Regions from separate parts of the Homo sapiens genome. Here region 1 is linked to region 2. A link is a loop called in an ENCODE intact Hi-C map of the cell type or tissue named here. Cell type or tissue: dorsolateral prefrontal cortex. All regions are shown on one strand.

Region 1 (8,000 bases), 58 kb before region 2:
TGCTTCCTGTCTGGGCTACTCTAGCCAATTCTTAGAAGTCTGACACACATTTTCAATATGTTGTAAAGAATAAGCATCTTCTGCTCTCAGATAGACAGAAGCCAAATGTTGGCAGGGAAAGAAGTAAGAGACTTTAAAAAGTAGATCCTCACCTCACAAACACACGGGAAAAGCTTTCTATAGCATCGCCAAACAACAGAAAAGGAACACTTGGACTAATTCTTTTCTCTAGATTCATTTTCATTTTGTTACCTTACTCAATGACTCTTTCAACTGAATGTCTTTTCTGAAATTTCTGAGGACTTGGTTGATATTGACAAATTTTGTTGCCTCTTAAGAGAGTGCTGAGATAGACTTTGAACTCCACTTGAAGCTGGGAGGAGAGTAGTTTAACAAAGGGTTTCTGTGAAAACTTATTTCTCTGATACTATTTTGTGTGGTTTATATTCCCATGCTATAAGAAAGAACTGGCAAAGTTCATTACTTGTTTCACAAAGAAAGAGTTAATTACTGAGATTTTCAAAATTTCTCTTTTGCTTTATTAGTGGCTTTCTGATACAAGAAATTTAAAATATTATTATTCATCTCTATGAAAATGTCACACTAGAATTTATTCAAATATCTTTATTCTATACGTCTCTGAAAAAGAGAGGACTACTTCATACCAAAGTTTAATAAAATAATTACAAAAAGGCCGGGTGCGGTGGCTCACGCCTATAATCCAAACACTTTGGGAGGCTGAGGCGGGTGGATCACCTGAGGTCGGGAGTTTGAGACTAGCCTGACCAACATGGAGAAACCCCATCTCTAATAAAAATACAAAATTAGCCGGGCGTGGTAGCGCACGCCTGTAATCCCAGCTACTCAGGAGGCTAAGACAGGAGAATCACTTGAAGCTGGGCGGCAGAGGTTGTGGTGAGCCGAGATCATGCCACTGCACTCCAGCCTGGGCAACAAGAGTGAAACTCTGTCTCAATAATAATAATAATAATAATAATTACAAAAAGACTAAAGGGCTAAGTTTAAAAAATACATAGAGTAAAAAACTAGTGAAATAAATATTTAGAAATATGTTTACCACCTTAGAGCAGGAAAGATCTTCCTAAGCAAGACACAACTTAAATGGAAAAGATGGACAGATTTGCTTTTATAAAAAGGTAAATCTCTTTGGTTACCAAAAGACACTATCAAAAAGTCAAAAGACTAGAAGAAAATATGAGCCACAAATATCATGAATAAATAAATATATATATATAATTGGCAAAGTATATCTATAACTCAACAATAAAAATAAACATTACTCTTATTTTTCACATGATAAAGATATTTACATTCATTATTAATCAATGTATCATTTAAACTCAAATAGCCAAAAGATTGATAATATTCAGTATAGATCAGAGTAAGAAATGAAAGGGTATCCTTACATACTGTTAGTGGGAGACTAAATTGGAAAGGCATTTATGCAAGGTAATCTATTCACATTTAAACATATATATCTTTCCTCCTAGCAATACATTTCCAAGTATCTATCTTTATACAGAAGATATTATTTGAAAATTACTTGAAATAATTTTCTGAAAACTTGGTAAAAACATAAATGTCCATTAAAAGAAGAAAAGTCAAATAAATCATAATTTGTCAATAATATTAACAACATTACATATTTATAGAGCAATTACTAAGTGTCAGAAACATTCCCAAGTGGTTTATATATATAAGCTCAGTTTGTCTTCATAACAACCCTATGGGTTAGGTATTAGTATTGTCCCATTACAGACGGAAATACCGAGGCAAGAGAGGATGAGATATTTGCTCAAAGTCACATAGCTCGTAAGAGGCAGAGCCAGGTTTCAGATCCAAGTAGCCTGATATCAGACAACTGGGAAATACTATTAAATGGAATGTAGTAGATAGCTAGGTACTGATAAAGAAAAATCCGCAAGGCAAATTGTTACCCCCAAAAAATGCAGAACAAGACTGGTATTATAATTTCCTTATGGAATCAAAAATGAAGCCATATATTTGATTGTTTACATACTATATGCACCCTATACAGTTAAAGAAAGTTATTTCTAGGAGTGGAAATGGTCATGCAGAAGAAGGTGATGGGAACATCCATTTTTATGTTTAGGTATTTCTAAACTCCTTGAAATTTTGAAAAACAAGAGTGCATTCAATTGTTACCATTCTAATTTTTCGACGGCATTTTTCTTTAAAAAAAAGAAGAAGGAAGAGGGTGCATATGGAAAACAGTTTGTCCTTACAGATGTTTCTACAACTGTGTTTCTGGCTTTTGGTCACATTTTTTCCTCTTAAAAGTTGATCCAAATATCTGTTAAACTCAACCTCTTAAATTTCCCAGAATTGTTTTCAGCTCATATAAAAGGCTTTAACCTTCAACCTCTTTAGCTTTGGCCCCGCTATGTTTATGACTATTTTTAAATAGGCAGATTTTTGGTTGCTATTGAAAGACACTCAGAGATCATTTATAAGAGCAGAAAGTTGAACTGTGGGCCTTCAGTCTGGACTTAGGAAAACCCAGATCTGCATCCCAAGGCAGGGTAGCTTTCCAGCCTTTACTAGTTGGAAACCTCCAACACTTAAGTAGGACAAATGAATGTGGATAGGGGAGTTTACATACAAGAATCAGAGGCTGCAGAGGAAATCTGTGCAGTCTATTAGCACTGAATGAGAAGAAAGCTTCCTCTTCTAGTCTCTTCTACAGAGATTTCTTAGGGTCATTTAGATATTTCACTCTTGAGTGACAAAGGCTGCATTAGTACTTAGGAATTAGATATCATATGTGGACTTCCATCAGGAAATGTAAATAACACAAAACTGATAGCCGAAACTATCCTCCAGCAGGGTGATGAATGCCAAGCTCCCTCCTCCCTGCTGGCTCCCTTATATTTTTTGCAACCCTGTACACCATCAATGCCACAGGCAGGGCTCCCAATGTGGAGCACCCTTTGAAGACTTGGCAGCTCTGGTGCTCCTCAATGCTTCCATTTTCCCCTCACATGCACTCCTACGTCTTCAGTGAAGACACGGAGCCAGGAAGCAATGCGAGAGCTAAACACAAGACTTGGTTACAACACAAGGAGAGCATTCAAAGGCATGGTTGCCTATTCCTTTGGCAATGGAGCTGTTCTGGAAAATTCTTTCAGCCCTACTTCAGTGAAAACTAAAATTAAAACAAACCAGAGGCAGCCTTAGAAGAAAAGGGATAATATTATGCATTTTCATATAGGGATATTGATACCGACATAGATTTAGACAGATTTGGTATACATTTTATTCATACATATTAAACATATGTATGAATAAGCCCTACATAGATGGCCAACACTAACAGAAGGGCATTATTTGGCTTCTGCAATTATGGTAGCTACATATCAACCAAAAAAGCAATAGGACAGTGTAAAGGCACAGAAATAAACAAGGAAAAACTGACTGGGAGATATTCTACCCCTTGACATCTTTATGGAAACAGGGCCGGGAGCCTATTGGACACTAGCAGCAAGAAGCTTAAACTCTATCAAGCAAGAATAAAACATAAATTCTAGGTTTACCACAAGATAAAATCCCCAATCTAGCACTTTTGCCAACTTCAGAACTGAAAAAACAACATATTCCAAAACGATACATTCAAAGGTAGGGAGGTAGAAATTGAAGATGTTCACATGCAAAATAAAAAGTCAAAGTGAATCCTCCAAACTTAAACAATGACGATTGTTGAAAACAGTGTGTGAAAACCTACATACCCTGAGACAAAACCGGGACAAACTGATCTCTTATCTATGGCCATGACTCATATGGAATAACCAAAAAAAAAAAAAAAAAAAAAAAAAAAAGAGGTGGGACTTTGTCTCTTTTAGAAACTTAGAAAAGTCTCAGGTTCTCTCTTTAGTCACTCACTGTTTAGCCATCCTCCAAATACTAACTGTTTTCCAATTACCGAACTTAGGTGGACGGAGTTGAAAATCTTCTCTGATCATTCTGTCGTTAATATGTATTGAGCGCCAACTCTGGGCTAGGCACTCAGTAGATAAAGATGAACACCACAAATATGAATGCTGTTACCATGGAGCTCAAAGTCTGTGCTGCCTGTTCTGGAGTGGACCATCAGCATTTGGTTTACGATGAATCCACAGAACAAGGAACAAAACCCGACGAAGCTTACAGACCTGCAGACCCATCTTCAAAGACAACACTGCAATTCACTGGTTGCATTTACAAATCCAAGTTTCACTCACTAGTTTGGAATTTAGAAATCACCTCCCCATGGGAGCAATACCATAAGTAATGTTTGCAGGAGTAAGGGGTGGATCTCAGGCCAATCCATAAAGCTTGTGTTGCCCTGCACTCAGCTGTAGTGTGGTGACCTTAAGAGGTTTCTGGGGTTTGTTTCTCTGGGCCCTTCATATCAGCAGCATTGAACTGTCATTTATATTCTCGAGTTTTCCATTACAGATTGAAACAGTCAACACTCGAAATAAACCACGCATTGCTAGGGATGGGCAAAAAGCTGTGAGTGCCTATGGGTGAGCTGGCCACCTTCCTCCTGTCCCATCTGCCTCCAGCAAAAGAGAATAAGGATGAGCTTAGACCCTCCCCAAAGATGCTTAGGAAGGGAGGAATAACATTCTGAACAGCTCATCTGCACAGCAGCCACAAGCCTTTCACATGGTGCCTAGTCCTGGCCAAAGCTATGCACAGTTCATACCGTTGTTACTAAGAAACCACAACTAATACATTGCCTGGTTATTTTCGGAAGCATAATAGTGTTTTTACATTTTCTTCCCTTTTTTAAGCATATGTTTTTCAGTGGTAATCTCAGCTCTAATAGCATTTAAAATACACTGACTCACATTAATGTTTAAATACCACGTTTTAAGCAGTTTCATCTGCACTTGATACATGAACCATATCTTAATTTCTAGATCCCCAAAGATTTATCAACTCGACATCTGACTTGCAAAACAATAACCCTAGATCAGGCTCTTTTTATTCACATCATGCCCCAGATAGACATGTAGCTTAAAATAGAACAGTAAGCTATTCTAAAAAAAAAAAAGTCTCTGAGACAAAATTTCTAAAAATGATTTTATTTGTGTGTAGGAATGAGGGAACAAAACATACAATATGTATAGTAGTTACTGCTGTAGGAAGCCATTTACTGGCTCTGTGGCAGGGTTAAGCACACTCTTTCTTATAATTCATTAAGGATGCCCTCAGGTTATACTCAGAAAACGTAGACGCTTTAGTGGTAATCACCCCAAATTATCTAAATGAAATACTGTTTCAGCGTTAGTGCTGGAGTCTCAATATGCAACATAATTTTCTTCTCTGAAAGAAAATGTCTACGCTTTTTCTCCTCCATTGCCACATTGTAAGGAGTAGGTTGCCATTTACTGGTAATTCTGCCAGTGATTTTCCTAAACCAAGGGTGGGAAGAAGTTCCTAAATTTTGCTCCATGGATTCCCACTTAGCTTTTGCTGAGATCCCAGAAGAACCTGGGTATATCCTCTCTCCAAAAAGCTCATGGGATGAAATATTTCAAACTAAACCCTTCAAGACCAGAAACTCTAATGTTAGTTGGTAGCCTCCAGTGAAATCTATGTTTAGAGACATCCAGTCCAAGTGCCTCTAAGGAAGGAAAGCACCTGATAAACATGAGAACCGCCAAATGCCATGGTAGGGTGCGGCACACACAGAGCAGCCGCCTAGCCTGGGCCTGGGTGCAGTTGAGATATGGGGATCCCAAAATGTGTGCAAAGCTGTGGGTGAGTTTGGTTTGCGATGTCTCTACCAACATCTTGTCACATTCTGAAGGGGGCCTGGCAGCCCATGTTTATTGTAGAGAACAGTGATTCCCTACACTGTTGTGTAGAGAACACAACAACCAGGGCAAGCAGGATCAGTATTCTCCAGAAACTGTTAGAAATGCCAGCTGTCAGGTGAACACTAGGCCTGCTAAAGCAGAAACTCTAGGGGTAGCCCAGGAATCTGTGTTTTCTCAAGTCCTATAGGAGTTTTTGGCACACAGTCAAGTTTGAGAACCACCCCACAGGATGAATTAAAATCACTGTGGGGTGGTCCCTCTCCCAAGCTTTATTTATAATTGGAGAATGAAAGATCTTTCCTCCCCTGAAGAAACATCAAGGATCAGCTGGCCAAGCAGGAACCAGGACGAGGTTTTTTGAGTTATTTTAAGCCCCAATTTACCACCACTCCTCCCTGTTCATTTCTGGCTTAGAAATGTTCACAGGCACCAACAAAGGGAAAAGAGGAAACATCAGAAATAGATCTGCTCTATCCCAGATGTCAGTGTATGCTGGGCAACTTATTGCTACTGAAACATTCCCTTTCAAGTAAATAGCAATATTAGCAACATTACCCATAATTCTAACAGACCATACAGATAAAGAAAATCCACCTGACCTACTCTCCAGCACAACTAAGACACCACTAAACCTTCTTCACAGCATTCCCATTTAGACACTTTTAAATAGTGTCTATCTATAGGAGACCACACAAAATACAACACTGGCATATTATCCAATACATAAGTTTAAACTTCAGAGCAAATGGTTTTAAATCATTAAATCACTGCTCCAAGGCATTTTTTATGTAACAAGAAATTTATACAAGTTTTCCCTGTAAAATTAATTTTCCATCCTCTAAAAAAAGACAAGTTATCTATTTTGGGTCAATTAGTGCCTAATTTTTAATCTAGCCCTGCTAATTTTTCCACTTAAATAAAAAAAAAGCTATGTATTCACGAAGCTTCTATATACTGCTGATAGCTGTTCTTATTTTGCTTCATAACACTGTTGTTTAAATTTCAAAGAATGAGGATCTGGAAAAGCAGGAACAACACCAAAAGCATACCACTGAAGATTTGGGAATCAAATGTACAGCAGCATAGACCTTTCTGCACAAAATACATGTGTCCAGGTTATCCTATCCCCACTGTGTCTCACCTGCCTTTCTGGAGCAAAAGAAACATCAAGTACTATTTCTTTGTCATATCTTTATTAGTCCCTTGATACTCAAGAACCCAGTTCTGTCTCCCGGGACAACTGTTCTCATGGAAAAGTGGGTAGTGCTGAGTAATCAACATTATTTTGCTCCGTCTTGATTTGTAGTATCAAAGCCTTGTTGCTATTTTTTTAGCCTTAAAACCTAATCATCATAAATCTAGCCACTTCCTTCTTTAGTGGTAATTAGCATTAGTCATAAGCCAAAAATGATCCACATAAGAAGCTAAATAAACACAACCCTTCTTACCTTTCATGCCAAACTTGGAGTGTCTTGCCAACTTAAGCAGAAACAGCATTACCAAAAGGCAAAATCCCACCACAGACGCAATCACCACCACAGCATAGACCTAGAGAAAGGAAGGGAGGGTGGTTATAACCTTGCTAATTAGTTCCCTATAATCATATGGTGATGATGATCATGACGATGATAATGATACAGGCAGTTCATATTTATTGAATGCTTACCACTTGTTCTTATAACAGCCTTATGTACACCAACTCACTTAATCTGCGACAACCCTATAGTGAAGTATGTAAGATCTATTATTATGCCTACTTTACAAATGAGAAAACATAAGTTAAAGCTTATAAAAATGGCTATCCAATTGGCATTTTAAAAATATTACAGCTCTCTCTCCATCCATCTAAAGAGGGAGGAGAGAGAGAAAGAGAGGTGGGCAGAGAAAGGGAGAGAGAGAATATGAAATATGAACAGCAAAATACTGGTGATTTTTCTGTGTGTGTGTGTGTGTGTGACGGAGTCTCACTTTGTTGCTCAGGCTAAAGTGCAATAGCACAATCATGGCTCACTGCAGCTTCGACCTCCTGGGCTCAAGGTATCTTCCCACCTCAGCCTCCTGAGTAGCTAGGACTACAGGTAAACACCACTATACCTGGCTCATTTTTAAGTTTTTTTGCAGAGACAGGGTTTTGCCATATTGCCCAGGCTG
Region 2 (8,000 bases):
AGGTGTTTCCACTCTTACGGTGAGAGCCACAGAGATGCTGCTGTCATCACTGCACAAGAAAAGTCACATATTTCCCCACATTTCAAGAGAGACAGCCACTCCCTCCTTTACCTCCTAAAATACTAAGGTGCGTTTTCCCTACCCCTTCCTCTTTTCTCTCTATTTTCCTGGCCCAGCATCTCCTCCTTCTGCCTTTGTCAGTAACAGTATCAATCTTTCCTTTGATGAACCACATTTCACAAACCCCATATGGCCTTAGCGCATTCTCCGTGGGAACCTCCTCCCTCCCCCACCCCCTAAGCCCTCCAATATAGGGGTGAATAGAGAGAAAACTCCATCCCTTTGCCCACATTGGTGGGCTTAGAGATGTGCACATGATCTCAATTACACTAAGAGGAGTCTTCCCCGAGATTAAATAAATGAATGCTGGGGAAGAGAGAGTCTCTGTCTTACTCTGGGATCATAGCTGAAGGATGGCACAGGCCTGGGGCTTCCATGGGGAAATTTTCTGCTACAAGGAAATAGACTGTCCAAGAATGAAGTCAGTCCACAGAAAGAAGCAGAGCTAAAGAGACAGAACTCTAAAAATACCACTTGAGCCTTTAGATACAACTGTCTCTCAGGCTAGATGTCACTAACCTAAGTTAATCTTAAGTTCTATCATTTGCAATCAGTAAAGTCCCTAGTGATCCAAACAAATAACTATTAAAACCATCATCATGGAATTTCCTATACTCTACCCTGTACTACAGTTATTTAAGTACCTGTCTATTCAGTTTTCTTAGATCACAATGTCTTTGAGATAGCTAGATCTGTTTTATAATTCTTAATATGCATCACAGCACCTGGCTCAGTACCCAGTACAAGGTAGGTACTCAAAGGATGGATGGATGGATGGATGGACGGATGGATGGACAGATGGAGAAAAGATGAACTGCACTTGGAGTTACAAAGGCATTACAAGAAATTATGCCAGGAGGAAATCTCCCCTTTCTTTTTGAAAAAATTTAAGATATATAACATATTCCAATTAAGACACTGAAAACAAATATGCAGCCCTGCTGTTAACAATGTGAGTTAAAATGAAAAAAATATTAAATGATGGGGAGGAACACACAGCATCTATAGGTCCCCCACTGTGTGAAAGAAAATGATGACAAGCTGTATAGTAAGGGTTTGGGCACCTCTTTTTAGAAAATAAATTTTAAAAATAAAAATCAGTAGATTCTCTGAGAAGACAAAATTACACCAAAGAGAAATACTTTTAAAAGCATCCACACAAACATTGTCCCCTGTTACATAAAAAACCAGCCTCCAAGATAGAACGGCGGCTTCTTCTGAAAAAATTCTTGGTTGTCCCTGATACCCAGGGCCTGGCACACTTAATAAATGTGCAGGAAGCTTTCGTTCCCTTCTCTCCTCCCACCACACATAGAAGAAAGAAACATTTTAAGACTTGAAAGGAATGCTCAATTTTTAACATCAACTGTTTCAGAGTTATCATACTTTAGATACATTTTTGCAAGATTTTTCACCAACATTTTCAATAGAGACCACAGTGACCTCACTCTTCTAAATGATCTCACAGTAAGAACTGCATTCTAAAGAGCCCTGAATTTTAATACTTTTTCTCATGCAACTGACAGCAAAAAGGATAGATAATGTGGGCGAGTTTTCCTCTGGAGTCACAATCCAGACTTCCAGGCAAGCCTGTCCCCTCCTACCAGCTGTGTAAGCATGAGGCCTGTCACTGTCCTGAAGTCATTGAGAGTTCTTCCTCACTCTTTTCCTGGATTATCCTTGCATCCTCCATGCTCACAACAAGGGCCTGGAACTCAATGGGGACTTTATTATGATCTGCACAAGGCACTCATCTTTAACTTTTTGTTACTTATGCCCTTTCTTTTCATTTTTCATCAGACATTTAATTTATAAACTCCCCGGTTTTATTCAATAGAATACAACGAACCAGCAAATAAAAATGGAAGGCATAGAGGAGAGAAAGACAGGGGTAGAGATGTCAATGGATTGCACAAAACTATGTGGGAAAAAAAAGAAAAAAAACAATTTAAAAATAAAAATAAATTAAAAATAAAGAGATATCAACGGAGCCCGGAATTCAATTTAGAAATGCATACACTCGTTAGAAAAAAAAAAAAACACACACATAAGCTTAATTCTATGCTTTCTAGTCACCAGTGTCCAAGAAAGAAGGAGATGAGGATAAATTTGGTCAATGGTAAATTCACAGTATTCATGAGATGAAAATGAGCCAATTAAGCAAAGCACCACTATTCTGAAATCTAAGACCAGACAGGAAATTTTGCTGAAAACCATTCAAAAGCACCATCAAAAGAAGTTATGAAAAATGGTCACTAGAGAATACGCTTCTACTGTGGGGGCAAGAATGCCCTGGATAAATAAATACATTTTTCTTCTTGTCAAGATGGAAAGGCCAACAGAAGAGCTGGATTACAAGTTTAGCAAGGGCCAGGAGCAGTGCCTCACGCCTGTAATCCTAGCACTTTGGGAGGCCAAGTCGGGCGGATCACGAGGTCAGGAGATTGAGACCATCCTGGCTAACATGGTGAAACCCCGTCTCAACTAAAAATACAAAAAATTAGCCAGGCGTGGTGGCGGGTACCTGTAGTCCCAGCTACTCAGGAGGCTGAGGCAGGAGAATGGTGTGAACCCGGGAGGTGGAGCTTGACATGAGCCGAGATCACACCACTGCACTCCAGCCTGGGCAACAGTGCAAGACTCCGTCTCAAAAAAAAAAAAAAATTTTCAGCAAGGGCTCCTCTAGTAGTAGATCCTAAGAATTCCCCCTCATAAGCTACTACGTGTAGTCATGTCCACAATATAGATGCTAGCTACAAACTGCTCAGGAAATCTACCCCCTAAGAAACTCTCCTTAGCTACCACTAAGTGAAGAATCAAATCATAGGGTTAGAAAAGAAGCCAGTAAGGTGAATAACAGGGAATTCACAGAGGGAAAACTTCGGTGGCCAAGAAACATGAAAAGTTGCTTATCTCCCAAGAAATGTGAAATGTAAATTAAAATAACAATGACATATTATTCCTCTCCCACTAGATTGACAAAATGTTTAAAGTCTAACAATGTAAAACATTTCTATGGATGTGATGAAATTTCTCTGAAATTGTTGGAGGAAGTGTAAATTGTTATAACTACTTTGAAAAGCACTTGGCCTGTATCTTGGAAAATTATAAATCAGAACCCTTCAGGGCCCAGCAATTCTATTCCAGGTATTCATCCAAGAGAAGTTCTCACATATGGACTCAAGAAGAGTCATTGTAATATGATCAGTAGAATATTACAACATTCATTGTCATAGAGTCAAAAGCTGGAACAACCCGAGTGTCCATCCATAAAGAAATAGACATTGTTTAAAATAAGGTGATATATATATATATATATTAGATTAAATCAGATCTACATATTTGAACAGAAAGACACTGCTATGCGAAGTGAGAAAGAAGATAAGCAAAATTGTATACTGATACGTACATGTAACATAAAACAATCTGTGTGAACTTTTAAAAATACACAAAAAATAATATCACATAGTGTTCACAGTCAAGTAGATATGCCAAGTATAGAAAGATGATTCCAAGGAAGGTGGCCTTGGGAAAGGAGAATGGGTCTGGGGTTACACACACACACACACATACACAGAAACTATTTATACCATTTATGTTATTAAACTGCTAAACTATTTTATTAAAAGAAAAAATAGCTTAAAAATATTCAACTATTATTTCTGAATGTAATTATATAAAGTTATTATGTCATTATACTTTTTTGAATTTTTAAAATTTATGAAGAAAAAAGAAAAGAAAGAGACAGCAAGCAAGAAAGGGTGGGAGGGAGAGAGGGAAAGAAAGAGAGACAGAGACTGCAACAACCATACAAAGGAAATAACTGCAGGAAAGCCAGACCCCAGGGTTTCTCAGTGACTCAGTGGACAAACACACCCGAGCTCAAGTTCTTGGTTCCCTGGACCACCCAAACAGCAAACAGCTAACAGCTTTCTTTCCCTGCTCCACAGCCTCCGCATGGAAACAGAAGACCAAGGTGTGTGCTGCGCTGCCCCCTCCTGGTGACTTCCACCTGCCTCCAGGAGGATCTCCACAGCCCTGGCCTCTCCTGCTCTCTGCCTCAGGGCAACTGATCCCAAAGGCACAGGGTTAGGAAGGAGAGAGGAAGTGCCAGGTCAGGGCCACTGACAGGCGGGCAGCAGGCTCTTTCCCAGAAAACCACTCCCCACTGCCCCTGTTAAAGTGCAGTGACACTGTGGGCTCTTCACCGAGTCAAGCTCTGCTTAATAAAACACATCTCCAAAAAGGGTGCCATTCCCTCAAGGGAGCAGTGGGAAGGCCCAGAATTGTGGCACACACCCCAACCAGGAGATTTCTCTCCATGACAACCTCAAACTCCTCTAACCTAGGCCCACTGCTCTAGAAAGCTTAGGCCCAGGGGCTTCCAAGCACAGCCCCTCCGCCCCCAGAGCCCATGTCCCCGCACTTGCCTCACAGGAATCTCACGAGGTCCACGGAGTTTTCATCTTCTCAGAAAATTGAGCTTCCCTCCACCCCCCAGCCTGCAGACGTTGCTTGCATGCTCTCTTAGGCAAGTCAGCGGCCCTTAAATAGTGACCAAGAGGCATGGTGAATTCGGATTTTTTGTTTCATTTGGTACTCCTTAGGAATTTCTCTCACCTCGTCAGTCCCTCAGGGTCCCTGGCCCTCAACCTTTATTAATAATCTGCCAGGAATCATTGGTGGCCTTCAACCATCCTGTTCTGCCCAGAATGTGCCTTCCTCCCTTACCAAGTCCATATACAGGACTCTTGCTAGGACCTCATATTATGAGGGCAGTTTTTGCTGTTATTTTTTGCACATTTACTACATCCCAAGGTCATTAACTATTGCCCTAAAGATTGGATCTTATATGATAGAGTCTTATCAATGTACTCATCTAAATCTATCCCAGGACCCTCCACGACTGCTTGAGTGATTTGTAGACACAACACCAAAAATGCTTTTTCCAATCAGAACATTTTTATTCCATCGGTTGGCATGCAGTTTTAGCATTTATTGCACTTGTAAGTTTGCAATTAAGAATTAGAGCAATGGGAGGTACTCTTTGTACCCTCAATTTTATTTTTCTATGAGTCTACCTGACCCCATAACTGAATTGCTAGCTCCTCATCTCATCTCACTGATCTCCGTTTCCTAGCACAGAGCTGATGCTCAAGGAATGTCTGCTCACTTAGGGCACCCAAACTGATCCTCCACCTGGAGTTTATCACCGTCATAGGACACAGCTTCACTTCTCATGCAGAAAACAAGCAAACAAAGGAAAGACAATAACAGAAGGGGGTGGAAAGCTGATTTGGAACCCCAAATTTGTCCAATCTAAAAGCTAATTTAGATTACAAGAACACAACATATTCAAACCCACTACTTATTTACTTATTTATTTAAGTGATAAAAACCAGCTAGCCACAGTGGCTCACACCTGTAATCCTAGTACTTTGGGAGGCCAAGGCAGGAGGCTTGAGTCCAGGAGTTCGAGACCAGCTTGGGCAACATAGTAATACCCTGTCTACACAAAATTTAAAAATTAGCTGGGCATGGTGGCAGGTGCCTGTGGTCCCAGCTGCTTGGGAGACTGAGGTGGGAGGATCACTTGAGTCCAAGAAGTTAAGGCTACAGTGAGCCATGATAGCGCCAACTGCACTCCAGCCTGGGTGACAGAGCAAGATCTTGTCTAAAATAATAATAATAATTGCCCTCAGCAGATAAGCATTCATTTGCCACAGAACCCCAACATGTGAGGAATGTAAGACTAGAAATGGCCTCCATGATTCTTCAAATCCAGCAATTCTTTATCTTGAAGGAGATGATGCTCTAAGGAGAGACAGTGGACACTGCCACAGGATATGATGAGCCAAAAAGAAAAGGTTTTAAGAAGAAGTACATGCACTTGCCCTGTGAGGGCACAGTGGAAGGAACTACAAAAATTATTGGAAATATATATTTGTTTATATATATTTAAATAATTGGGCAGGTCAGTGAAGGCTTAAAAGGAGAAAGGGCATTGAGCTCAAGCTTTGAAGAGTGATCGGAAAGTGGATAAAGAATTAGAACATAAACACAGTACATGCTATTTGTCATCTTGTTTTGTGTTGTCACCAAATCTTCTCCAGTCTCAATTTGACATTCAGGACCTTTACTAAGACATTTTTCTGAGGGTAAAGAATTTCCTCTTCTTTGGCTTAACAAAAAGCTTATAGCTGGCTTTTTGGAAAATAAGAGAAAAGAGGTAATTTTAGAGAAAATTCACAGAAATATTTTTGACTTACAGGTTCCTGGAAAGGGTCCTCATTACATTTTAAAAGGTTTCACATTTGCTTTAACAACCTATCAAATAATTCCTCTAGGTAATCTCTTCAAGCAACAAGGAGTAGTATCTAATGCATCTTGTCTTTAAGCATATTAGCTTAATAGTGGTATTACTCAAAAGAAAAATTCCCCTTTAGCCTAGACTTTATTACCTGAACTGTACTTTGGCAACACATCAAAATGAAATGGAAGCAGCTGTGAATATTTCAAATGGTGACTCTTCAAAGTGGAATCGTTTCCTGCTACCCCATCCTCCCTCCTTATAGATAGATCAATAAAATAGATAGATACATAGATAGATAGAAGTTTTTTGTTGTGTGTTTTTTTTTTTTTTTTTTTTGAGACGGAGTCTCACTCTGTCACCCAGGCTGGAGTGCAGTGGCGCGATCTCGGCTCACTGCAAGCTCCCCAGGATGGTCTCCATCTCCTGACCTCGTGATCCACCCGCCTTGGTCTCCTGAAGTGCTGGCATTACAGACGTGAGCCACCGCGCCCGGCCAATAGATAGATTTTTATCAAATCTAATCTATCAATCAATCTATCATCTCCAGATGATATCTATCAATCTATCTATCATCTCTAGATAGACAGATGATAGATAGATGATTGATTGATAGATTAGATTTGATAAAAGTAGATAGACCTCAAATTCCCAGGCTTACAGCCACGGCATTTCAACTATGACAGGATTCTCTCTGCTCTAAGGTTTCTTTCATAGGGAGTAGAATAATCCTTTTCTAAAAAAAAAATTCCCTTGGTCCCTGGGTTCACAGCTAGCCAGTTTCAGTTTCTCAGCAAAAATGCTGAGAAAGAGTTTTGAAAGTCAGTCCCTGAGCAGGTGCAGGTGATACGGAAGATCAGACTCTCAGTCTGTGGCTCTATTCTTGAGGGGGTATGCACCCCAACTGTGAGGACGTGAATGGAAAGAACGCTAAATGAGCAAGCCCAAAATCTAAATTTGAAGAGCTTACTACTGCATGCTGTTGAGCAGTGGCATTTTCAGCTTTCAGTTTCTTTTTGGCCATGAGCTTTGAAGTAGCACCAGTAACTCCCTCTTTATGGAGTGCTAACTGGTGTTAGCCAGAAGGCTACCCAGGGACTGTCTCCTAACAAAATAATGCTACCAGGAGAGTTCTATGATTGTTCCCATTTTTCAGAAGACAAAACTGGGGCCTCGCCATGCCAGATCACTTCCCCTAAGTCACATAGCTGCCAAAACAGGATTTGAACCCAGATGTACCTGCCTCTGAAGTCTGAGCCCATAGCCACTGTACCACGCTCTAGGACTGGGGACTTGTAAATCCAGCACCTTCACGATAAATAATTTCTAGAGTTTTTGCACAATGGACCTTTACAAATAATCACAGCCCAAACACAGCAGTCAATGGAAAAGAACAGGGATACTTTTTAGGATGATGTCCTGTATTATATTTACATAGAGCAACAATAGGAGATAAATAAGAAATCTTCAGATTCTTACACAATGCCTCTGAAAACTGCAGCTTATTAGAACAGCCCAAATACTCCGGGCATTTACAAATTTGAGTGCCTGGAAAATAATTGGTAGTGTA

The links. Peaks named below come from ENCODE experiments on the same cell type or tissue, not always from the same donor. Only the 100,000 strongest peaks of a DNase experiment are listed, where the experiment ranks them.
Region 1: a loop joins it to region 2, with 4 times the contacts of the local background. A loop is called at or near these places in 3 of 110 quality-filtered maps.

The regions. Positions count from the first base shown.
Region 1 is chr9:84,751,383-84,759,382 of GRCh38, reverse strand. It overlaps NTRK2 (neurotrophic receptor tyrosine kinase 2), which reads right to left. Exons shown (of 19, transcript NM_006180.6): 12 at 7,298-7,397. Among named protein-coding and RNA genes, the nearest start is that of NTRK2, 86 kb to the right of the region's middle. In dorsolateral prefrontal cortex, no CTCF peak of the experiment used is centred here; DNase peaks (open chromatin) are centred at 3,044 and 5,773; H3K27ac peaks cover 6,912 bases.
Region 2 is chr9:84,693,824-84,701,823 of GRCh38, reverse strand. All of the region lies in intron 2 of NTRK2 (neurotrophic receptor tyrosine kinase 2), which reads right to left. Among named protein-coding and RNA genes, the nearest start is that of NTRK2, 28 kb to the right of the region's middle. RefSeq lists enhancers at 7-86, 7,479-7,738. In dorsolateral prefrontal cortex, a CTCF peak has its summit at 4,114 (motif pointing left); a DNase peak (open chromatin) is centred at 4,113; H3K4me3 peaks cover 1,021 bases; H3K27ac peaks cover 7,907 bases.